3 separate regions of the Homo sapiens genome follow, and all the other regions are linked to region 1. A link is a contact called in ENCODE Hi-C or POLR2A ChIA-PET data. All regions are on one chromosome and are shown on one strand. The core of a region is the stretch at or near the end of the contact, and the rest is flanking DNA. Distances in the headings are between cores, read along the strand shown.

Region 1 (3,440 bases), core at 77-2,576:
CAGCCTCCCGAGTAGCTGGGATTACAGCTACTTGCCCGCCACCACGCCTGGCTAACTTTTTGTATTTTTAGTGGAGACAGGGTTTCACTATGTTGGCCAGGCTGGTCTCGAACTCCTGACCTCGTGATCCGCCCGCCTCGGCCTCCCAAAGTGCTGGGATTACAGGCGTGAGCCACCGCGCCCGGCCTTATTTTAGTTTTTTATGTCAATTTTTGAATTTGTAATTGGGTGAGAATTAAAGTGTTATAAATTTCACCTTAAGTGAAAATTTATTAGTTTTCTAATGACAAAAGTAGTTACATCTGACGTAAGGGGATTTAATTATCTTTTTCTGGGCTTGCGTCCCGGAACGCTGCTGCATTATGTAATCTGTAGTAATATACCCACGAGCAGTTTGGAGGGTTCTGGGAAGCACATTTGTTTTGCTTACCTACCATGGGAAAGATTCCACGTGGTCCTAGAAGCATACGTATTCGTCGGTTACAGTATTTTAAATATTCACTGGCCGCTGAAATTTAAAATGGATGAAAAAGAAATTCTCTTAAGTAGCGTTCTTGAAACTGCTTTATCAAACTCAGTTCATATTTTCAGTTGGAGTTCGTGATGTATGTGATTTTCCTTTAAATAAAACCCGAATCTTTAGTAATACAAATATTGGGAACTTCGATTACTGTAGGTCTTAGGGTAGACTCGCTTGGACTTTGACTAAATACTATGCTTTAGAAATTTATCTTTAGGAGATAAATTTGGGGGGTTTATCTTTTTATATTTGCTTTGTTTCAATTTATTTAAATAAAAGTAGTCTTTCTAGAAGTATGTTTTATAGTACCACTTACCTCGGTTACTGTCCCAGTTAAGCAGTTTTCACGAATGTGGAAAAATAGTAGTGTTTTTCTTTCATACACGCGTATATGAAAAATTTTTACATTGATAGAGAATTATTCGTAAAAATTAAAGTAAATTTACTGTTAGTCTCTAATTTTGTTCTGAGATAGCCACGCTGTGGCATTAAGAAGGATAATCAAGGAATAAGCCATAATGTTCAGAAAGGGGCTTTACTTTTTATTTTTAATATTATTGATAAACTTTGTTTAGTCGAATTGATGTCTGCGTGTCTTCCCCCGCCTTCCCCATAAAACAGCGGGACAGAAAGTCCTGAAAACTCCAAAAGGGAAATATTTACTCAGAGGTCTATTCAAATTTGCTTAGTCTCTGACGTTTTCCTGTGTCGTACAAATCCCTCGTGCGGCAAAAGTAGTTTGTCTTTACTAGGCCACCGTCTCGTCAGCGTTACGGAGTATTTTGTCCGCCTGCCGCCGCCGTCCCAGATATTAATCACGGAGTTCCAGGGAGAAGGAACTTGTGAAATGGGGGAGCCGGCTGGGGTTGCCGGCACCATGGAGTCACCTTTTAGCCCGGGACTCTTTCACAGGCTGGATGAAGATTGGGGTGAGTGGGATCTGAGAATGTACCAGGGTGGCTCGGGTTCGCGTCTAAAGGTTTCTTCCTCCCTACTTCCGCCCACTCGTGGTGACAGGTGTGGACCAACCCTGCCTGGGGAGTGAGGCCCCTCGTCACTCCTGTTCGTGCCCCTGGAAGAGTCTGGGAGTATCGTTCGGCTTCTGTCCTGGCCACAGGGAGAGTAGAATATTGTCTAACTGGAGTTAACTGTCGTTTTTCACTATTCCCACTGGGGAAGTACCGGGTGATCTTTTTGTGTGGCTAACACTGGACGTCTTTAGGAGGTTTAGAGCAAAATGGCTGGGACCGCCAAAAAGGCTACAAGCTATTTCCTGAGTGTGAAATGTGGGCGGTGAGCACAATGGAGTGGGTTTTTGTGTGTTTGGTGTATATGAGAGAATGTGGTTATATACAAGAAATTCTAATCTTACAGCTTTTACTATTGGTTTAAGCCTGATGTCCGTCTTGGCAGAAAAGCAAAACACCCAAGCACCTGACCTCGGGTCCCTGCTTAGCTACACCTAATACTTATGGTGTAATCCTGACTGCTCTCCAGATACAGCTCTTAATTTTCTTGTTAATGGATATTTTGTTTGGTTTTGGTGGTCAGGAAGGGTGGAATGGGATGAAGTGGAAATGAGAATGAAGAAACTTTGTTATCTAAGTATTTAGAGGAGACTTTTATTCTCCTCTTGATTGCAAGATATAATAGTAATATTGTTCTTAGGTTCCAATATGAATTTGGGATTGTGTAGGTTCCCAAATGGGCCCGCTAGTGAGCCTACACCACTCATCAGCCTTGGAACTGGGGGGAACCCAGTTTATCTTTCTCCCTTGGATCAGCATTCTCAATAGCAGGAGTGGAAGGAATCTCAACTTTTTATTGAACAAAGTCATTTAATTGTTTCAAGGACAGATGTTCTCTAAAACTATATTCTATTGGAGATTTATTTTAATCCTTGGGTAGATTTTTTAAGAGTTGCTGGAAAACTTAAGATTTTTTATTCCCATTTTCCCAAGCCAAATGCATTAGTGACAGTAACCATTTATTTAGCTCTTTGTGTCAGGGACCCTGTTAAACTCTTGACATGAAGTATTTTGTTTAATCCTACCAACAGTCCAATGAGGTACTGTTTATTTTAGAGATGAGGAAACTGAGGCTAACAGAATTTGTGCTCAGATTCTTAGAGCTAGTTAGTGGCAGAAGAAGGATCAGACCAGGTTTTTCTACCTCCAAAGTCTGTACCCCTAGCATCTATTCTATAATGCTTTCCTAACTCATGTCTACAGATTTTATTCTTCCTAAGATCCCTGGTTATTAATAAGACTACTTGAATATATTGGGTAGTTATGATTTATTTTGTCAGCTAGTCAGCTATTATATTTTCATGACATTTCTTTTCTTTACCTCTTTTTTTGAGATGGAGTTTCGCTTTTGTTGCCCAGGCTAGAGTGTAATGGCGCAATCTTGGCTCACCGCAACCTCCGCCACTCGGGTTTGAGCGATTCTCCTGCCTCAGCCTCCCGAGTAGCTGGGATTACAGGCATGCACCACCACGCCCGGCTAATTTTGTATTTTTAGTAGAGACGAGGTTTCTCCATGTTGGTTAGGCTGGTCTGGAGCTCTGGACCTCAGGTGATCCGCCCACCTCGGCCTCCCAAAGTGCTGGGATTACGGGTGTGAGCCACTGTGCCCGGCCAGTGACATTTCTTAAAGTATAACTGTGGGACACTTCCTGGTAGCATAATTTTATGTCGTCTTCTGATACCCAGGCTGCATTTTCCAGACTTATCTGATCACTTGACTTAATGTTCTCTAACAGAGCATTCAGTTCTTTGTAGTCAGTTCACCGACTCACTTCTATCGGGTATCCTGCCCTGTCCCTCCCTGAATGTGCCCATTTCCATTGTTTTCCAGGTTTCCCTTTTCAAACTGTTAACAGTCTTCTCTTCTTTGAAGACTTTAATTTAATTCCTTA
Region 2 (3,807 bases), core at 517-3,016, 540 kb before region 1:
CCGTCCCCTCCCAATGGAGGGCTCTGGCAGGAAAAGAGGTGAATAAGAGGCTTCTACCAGGGTAAAGGTTGAAGGCACCTGGTCATTTGATCACCTTATCAGTTCTAGGCAGTGATTAGCCAATATTGAGTCAGCAGGGGCAATAGCCCTGGCCCTTGTCTCACTCCTGTTGGGGGTGGGGGAGGGGGAGAGGTACATTCCCAGGTTCAAAGCATTTGGGTGAAATCAGTTAAATAGATATCAGAAGCTTTTGTATCTTTCACCCTTTTGCCCCCCAAGCATACTCGCTGAGTATGTGGAACATTCCTGAGGGTGACAGTGGAGGCGCAAAGCTGATGAGGGAGGTAGTGACCAGAGACCAAGAAATCTTTGTTTTTTAACTTTTGTTTTAAATTCAGAAGTATATGTGCAGGTTTTTTTGTTTGTTTTCCTGAGACGGAGTTTTGCTCTTGTTGCTCAGGCTGGAGCGTAATGGCATGATCTCGGCTCACTGCAACCTCCACCTCCCGGGTTCAAGGATTCTCCTGCCTCAGCATCCCAAGTAGCTGGGATTACAGACATGCGCCACCACGCCCGGGTAATTTTGTACTTTTAGTAGAGACGGGGTTTCCCCATGTTGGTCAGGCTGGTCTTGAACTCCCGACCTCAGGTGATCTGCCCGCCTCGGCCTCCCAAAGTGCTAGGATTACAGGCATCAGCCACCGCCCCTGGCCTATATATGCAAGTTTGTTACACACGTAAACTTGTGTCATGGGGATTTGTTGTACAGATTATTTCATCACCCAGGTATTAAGCCTAATATCCATTAGTTATTTTTCCTGATCTTCTCCCTCCTCCCACCCTTCACCCTCCAAGACCAAGAACTCTTACTCCATTTTCAATTATTCCCCTGTGGAGCGCTTAGTGCTTGAGGTCAGCCCTTTGGCTTGTCCCTGGTCCTGGGATGGAGTGCCTTTGGGGGCCAGGCTCCATATTCCTAGATTTTATTTGCCAACTCTGCCTTGGGACTCAGGGAAGGAAGGGTTAAATACAGAAAGCAGCTGTTTCAGCGAATAGTTCTGCTAGAACTTACTCCTCTGCGCCAAACTCTCACACCCGTTTCCATTCCACCAAGTGGTCAAGAGCGGGGACTTCGAGAGATGTAGACCTCCAGAAGAGAAGGGTGGGTCCCTGTTCTAGGGAGTGCTGCGCTTAATGAGTAGTACTCATTTGGAGGTGTGCTGTGGAGGGCTGTGAGGAGGATTTCCCATGGGTTCTTTGGAGAGAAGGGAGCGATAGAAATGAACCAGGGTTCCAAAGAAGTCTTCATAATCGTTCTTTCTGCCACCCTTCACACTATGCCAGTCTACAAGCTGTAGTTCCACTTTTCTCATGGATGAAACTACATGGGTGGAAGGAGCTTCAGTGGCCCAAGCTACAAGATGCTCCCTCTAGTGTCTTGTACGCTCACAAGTTTTTTTCCGACCTTGGAGAGGCCTAGTGATCTAAAGCCTTCCACTTAAGTCTAAGGGGCCACCAATCAAGTCCTGCCCGCCTCTGCAGCTCCAGGGTTGAAGCTCTTGGGCCGTCAGACCTGCCACTCATTTTCTTCCTCCCTTCCCATTGGCCCATGGTAAATAGCGAGGCTTTTTTTTTTTTTTTTTTTTTTCATTGATTGGGCGGGGCCCAATCAGGGTTGGGTTGGGTCTTTGACAGCTTTCTTTGCCAGATTCAAAGATGGCGCTTACGGCCACGCTAAGAATGCAGCGTGAAGCTGCAGTTCTGCCATCACTCAAGATGGCTGCCCCCATCAAGATGACCGGGGTGTGCCGGGGGGAAAGGGGCAGCATGATGGTCTGAGATGGTAAGGGATACTGCACCATTGCGGGCCTGGTCTTGGGGCCTGGGAATGAAGAATAGAGAGGCTAGGGAGCTAGGTGAAGTCTGTGGTGGGGGCTAGGATCAGAGAAAGGGAGAGAGGACAAGGGTGACAAGTGGGGGTGAGAGATCAAAGATGGGGCGGGAGTGTGCCTAGGGTTGTCTCTCCATGAGTGCTCTCCTTCCCTACTCTTCCTGTTCCAGGTGTAGCGTCGGACCATGTGGAAGTTTCTGAGGCTGGGGAGCCGGATAATGGGGGGTGGGGCCCGTTGGGGGGTAAAGGGGCAATAGCGTCCTTTCACAGGCTAACCTCGGCTCTTCCCAGTCCTCTGGACTAAAATGGGGAACACATTGGGCCTGGCACCAATGGGGACTTTGCCCCGCCGGAGCCCCCGCCGAGAGGAACCCCTGCCCAACCCTGGGAGCTTCGATGAGCTGCACCGTCTATGCAAAGGTGAGAACTTGGCACTTGGGTGTCTCAGGATGAAGGGGCAGAGGAGTGGAGGGTCTTGAATGCCGGATGTCCGGCGATGGGAGCAGGAAAGGGGAGATCATAGCTGGGTCATGCAGCCTCAGGGAGGATCAGGTGCCCAAATGAAGTGGAGCATTTCATTGCAGGACTTGAAAGGAGGTTAATTCCTCCAAAGTGTTCCCTATGGGATTGAAAGGGGAGACTATCTTTTGGGGTAGGGGTTCTTTGTCTGTGCTTATTCCTTCCCTTCCCCTACCCCCTTCAGATGTATTCCCAGCACAGATGGAGGGAGTGAAGCTCGTTGTCAACAAGGTTCTGAGCAGCCATTTCCAGGTGCTCCCACTTCTCTGGCCCCTCCTTACTATTCCCCCTTTCCTGTCCCTGGATCATCTTCTCCTTTCCTTTGTACTCCAGCCCTAGCCAGTCTATGTGGGACAAATGAGGGAGGATGTGGGGTTCTCTTTACCTCCGTGCCTGTGGGACTTGTTGCTTTTAATCCGATGACCTTCTCTGTATATGTTGGAATATTTAGGATTCTTGAGAGGCCCTCTGGATGGGGAAAAGACTAAGGGTGGGATGAGGGATTGAAGTGGAGCAGGAATGCGCTTTTCTCCACTGAATCCTCTTTTCCTCAGGTGGCGCACACTATACACATGAGTGCCCTGGGCTTGCCGGGATATCACCTCCATGCGGCCTATGCAGGGGATTGGCAGCTCAGTCCCACTGAGGTGAGGGCTCCACACACCTGGGTCATCTCCCTAAAAACCAATCTGGGACCCAGGTCTGGAGGAAGAGGAATTGTGTGTGTTATGGGGAGGAATGGGCCGTAACCTGATTCTCTGTGTCTTTTCTGAATGAGAGAGGGTAGAGAAACATTTTCTGTGAAGAGCCCAGAGTGTGTCTTTGTGACTCCACCAGGGGGCGCTGTGCACTCTTAATGAAGTTCTATATTTGGGTTTAGGCTGAGTGGTGCCATCCGGCTCAGCCTTACTACTGTGTACACCCTTCCACAGGTGTTCCCCACTGTGGTAGGGGATATGGACAGCAGTGGCAGCCTGAACGCCCAGGTCTTGCTCCTCTTGGCAGAGCGGCTCCGAGCTAAGGCTGTCTTCCAGGTGACCACAGTTCCTGCCTCCATCCCCTGAGGCACTTCCTCTTTCTCCTCCACGGGTTTCCTGCTCTGAGGGCTTGGAAGGAGGAGCAGAGTCTATAATGATCATAAAGAGGGAGGGAGATTTTACTTCTTGCTCTTGCCACCCAGACGCAGCAGGCCAAGTTCCTGACATGGCAGTTTGATGGCGAGTATCGGGGAGATGACTACACAGCCACTCTGACCCTAGGAAATCCTGACCTGATTGGGGAGTCGGGTGAGGAACTGGGACAGGGTTCTTTTTATCTTGGCGGCCCATTTGCTAATGTTACTATGCCTCTTCATCTTCTGTACAGTTTGGAGTTTAGAAAAGGAACTTCTTGGGCAG
Region 3 (3,352 bases), core at 758-3,257, 630 kb after region 1:
GGAGAGGCTGTGTAAGCCATCTAGGAAGCGATTTCACGTGTAAGAAAGCTAGAGGGGGAGGTGGGGGTGGCAGTCTTGTCCATGCCTCTCCCTACCCCACCCCCTTAATCATCAGTCATCGACTGTGTAGGTGGCACATGCTGTGACCTGGCCAGGAGGCTTGCTAAGACGCATGTGGGGGAGGTGTCAGGTGGGTTCTCCGCACTCTGGATTATTTGTGGCCGGCCTGCCTGCCTAGCTGGCGGCGACTGCCACTGCTGCCTCTGTGCTGTACTTCCCTCAGAGCCCCAGCCTGCTCCGAATTGCTTCCATGCCTGTGTTTAAGATGGTCCATCTGCCCGGGTCACGTTTCTACCTTCCCGTCCCTTTCCTCTGACTTCACTAGGCTATGTTAATTCATCTTTCACATTTCCACTCAGGCATCCCTTCCTCCAGGTGGCTTCCCGGACACCACCCCACCCCTTCTCTGCGTTCCCGTAGCATCCTATGTGTTCCTCCATCACGGTACTCTCCATGTGTCATAGAAAGTCGCTTCATCCTCATGCTTCTCTCCCCCAGGTCTCTGAGCTCAGGGGCAGGGACCATGCCATCTTCATCCCTGACTCCTCGGTTCCCAGCACAGTGTCTGGCATATTGCAGGAGCTCGATAAAGATGCACTTTGAATGGAACTAAACTCAGGAAACCTGCAGTTGAATTTGTGTGGAACAGACTAGACAGGCTCTGGGGTAGACCAGCAGGACTCTTTCAGCCCCTCTTCCTCAGGATCTCTATCCGCAGGCAGCCTCTGTACATGATCATCAACTCCACAGAGAAGGATTGAGGGTGGCCATTTTCGAAGTGGAAAGTGATTAATGGGCCAATGTGAAGCTCATTTATCTGCAGCCGGAGCCTTCATTAACTCTGTTCCTTGGACAGATGCCACCTTGCCACGGAGCTGGTAGAAGCAAGCACTTATATCCAGCATAATGCAAGAAGGGCTGTGCTTCAGTGCCAGGCACCTGCCTACCTCTGGGAGCTGCCTACAGGGCTCTGAGTTCCAATTCTTAACATTCTACTTCACTGTGTTAGGCTTGACTGTTAATTGGTGCTTTATCATTCTCTGAAGCTTCTATATACTCCAGGAATTGTGTTAATCAATTTATACACATGGTCTCATTTGTTTTTCTCATAGCCCTCCAAGGGAGGTCTTACTAAGCCCATTTTCCAGATACGGATGTTATTCTATTGTGCTTAAAGAGATTCACACACACGATCTCATGAATCCTATCTTGTGAGGGAGGTATTTCAGCCCCATGTTAGGAAGAGGTAAACTGAGACTGAGATGATGTCTAAGCCAATTCCCTGGGTCTTACAACTGAGAGGCAGAACTCTCTGGGAAGACCTAAGTCTTCAGGCCTGAGGAACAGCCACCCTCCCCTACTTCTCTATCTCCATCGCGCCAGTCTGATAAATAATTCCAGGAAACGTTCATGGCTCAGAAACATCTTTTTGAGTTAGATCTTCTCCAAGGAGTAATACAGTTTCATTAAACACTGCATATTCACATGGGATGGGAATTTAAAGACCCATTCCACAGTCCCCTCATTTTACAAAAGAGGAAACAACAAAGACTGCATTGTTAACATGTTAACCTGGGCTGGCGTCATCTCAGTGAAGCTCCACAGTAACTTTATGTGGTAAGTCATTATCCTCATTTTCTAGATGAAGCTGACCAGAGGCTTAGGGAGTCTTAGCAATTTGCCCATAGTCACTCTACCAGTAAGTGACAGAGCTAACAATAGTACCTCCTGAAAACATTCGTTCTTAAGGGTGTCGGTAAGAGCCTTCTCTGAATTGCAAGAATTTCGCCCTGCAGTAGGAGTGGCAAGAGCACCTATTACATCTCACATTGCAAACTCAGGGAAGCCTGGCTTAGAAACTAATCCTGTTATCGACACTGGAGATTAAGCATTCAATGGGGAAGTGAGTACTGTTTGGAGAATACTTGCTAAAGAAATATTTCAGGTCTAATAGCTACCATGGTACTCAGCAGGGCTTTACAAAAAAAGAGAGAGAGAAAGAAAAGGAAGGAAGGAAGGAAGGAAGGAAGGAAGGAAGGAAGGAAGGAAGGAAGGAAGGAAGGAAAGAAAGGAAAATAAAACCCTCAAGCAGTACTAGTTTTCTTGATGGCTGTCTGGCCTCTTGTGGCTGGCATCAGGTATTGCAGTTTCTGGTAACTGAAAGGAAGACTTCCATGACAAAACTAATAGTAATTTATGAGATAAATATTGTCTCCATTTTAGAGAGGCTTGTATCTTTCCTAAGATCACTTAACAAATATCATTTCAAGGGCAAAATAAAAGAGAGGACAGTTCTTAATTAGAAATTCCAGTAGGAGGGAAAAAATAGAAGAAATCTTTGAAAAATGAATGAGAATTCTCATTCATTCATTCATTCATTCATTCTATTCATTTAAATAGTAATAAAAGTAAAGAAAGATTAAAATCCCAAGAGCAAAATGGCCTATAAGGTTTCATATTTGATAGAGAAGAAAAAACTCACTATTAGACACATCACAGTGAAATTTAAGATCATGAAGACAGGCCATTTTTCAACTTTCCACGAAAAAGTTCAGCAGTGAAGGAGGATCAGATTGACATTAGACATCTCAGTAAGAAACCTACACATAAAGTGCTAGCAACTTAATATGTTTTATATCACTGAAGGAAAATAACTTTAAACCTACAATTCTATATTTAGCTCAACTATCATTTAAATTAATCTAAAATTAAAAAGACCGCAAAAGGTTTACCACTCAAAGACCATCTTTGATGAGAACACTTAAAATCTGCTCTCATAGCAATTTTCAAATATGCAAAATACTTTTGCAGAAAATATTCTGCCAAGAAGAGAAACTCAGGAGAGTGCTATGTGTTTTTTAAATTTACAAGAAGGATGACTAATTGACTCAGTAAAGTATACTGTTATTTAAATGATAAAGGACCCAAAAGAGTAAATAACAATTAAAATTTTAGATAATTTCAGAAAATCTGATGGGATTGGTGATGGTGACAGAAGAGAAATGAGAGCATGTTAAATTATAACAATTGATATATTTACAATGTTATAGAGAAAAATAAAAATACAGGGCCTAATAAGTTATGGGTAAACACTAAATTTTTTTAATAGAGCTTTCAAATTAACAGAGATAAATTTGATCTATTCAATGGAAAGCAGAAAAGGAGAAAAAAAGGAAAAAATGTATAGCAAATGGAAAGAATGTATAAGATGGCGGTATAAATTCCAATAGAACAAATTATAATAAACATGTGTTTTGAACTCACCAAACAAAAGGAGAGAATCTTAAATTGG

Evidence for each region. A loop is a pair of places that touch in the nucleus more often than their neighbours do. ChIA-PET counts read pairs that join two places held with the same protein, here RNA polymerase II (POLR2A). Pooled maps may share reads with other maps.
Region 2: a loop to region 1 is called in a map of PC-9, with 4 times the contacts of the local background. The contact joins the promoter of TOMM40L here to the promoter of ATF6 in region 1. A Hi-C loop is called at or near these places in 1 of 168 maps with a recorded cell type or tissue (PC-9) and 7 of 50 pooled maps. POLR2A ChIA-PET finds 5 or more read pairs at or near these places in 1 of 52 experiments (T-cell).
Region 3: a loop to region 1 is called in a map of Panc1, with 4 times the contacts of the local background. The contact joins the enhancer-like site here to the promoter of ATF6 in region 1. A Hi-C loop is called at or near these places in 2 of 168 maps with a recorded cell type or tissue (PC-3 and Panc1) and 8 of 50 pooled maps.

Annotation. Positions count from the first base shown.
Region 1 is chr1:161,764,994-161,768,433 of GRCh38, forward strand. ATF6 (activating transcription factor 6) reads left to right here and starts at 1,327. Exons shown (of 16, transcript NM_007348.4): 1 at 1,327-1,449. The coding sequence starts at 1,368. ATF6-DT (ATF6 divergent transcript) reads right to left here and starts at 1,154. Exons shown (of 3, transcript NR_187280.1): 1 at 837-1,154; 2 at 431-508. LOC124904444 (a long non-coding RNA gene) reads left to right here and starts at 1,456. Exons shown (of 2, transcript XR_007066695.1): 1 at 1,456-1,813. RefSeq lists enhancers at 1,145-1,224, 1,255-1,334.
Region 2 is chr1:161,224,294-161,228,100 of GRCh38, forward strand. TOMM40L (translocase of outer mitochondrial membrane 40 like) reads left to right here and starts at 1,767. Exons shown (of 10, transcript NM_032174.6): 1 at 1,767-1,843; 2 at 2,062-2,311; 3 at 2,595-2,662; 4 at 2,965-3,057; 5 at 3,343-3,444; 6 at 3,591-3,696. The coding sequence starts at 2,197. MIR5187 (microRNA 5187) reads left to right here and starts at 2,893; the gene lies at 2,893-2,968. RefSeq lists enhancers at 1,173-1,282, 1,743-1,812, 3,327-3,506.
Region 3 is chr1:162,390,109-162,393,460 of GRCh38, forward strand. No RefSeq gene overlaps it. Among named protein-coding and RNA genes, the nearest start is that of C1orf226, 10 kb to the left of the region's middle. RefSeq lists a silencer at 1,791-2,085. Within about 2 kb of position 2,008, at least 2 of the 41 ENCODE cell types and tissues checked have a DNase peak (open chromatin) inside an H3K27ac peak, as active enhancers do; they include Panc1, where a contact is called at or near this core.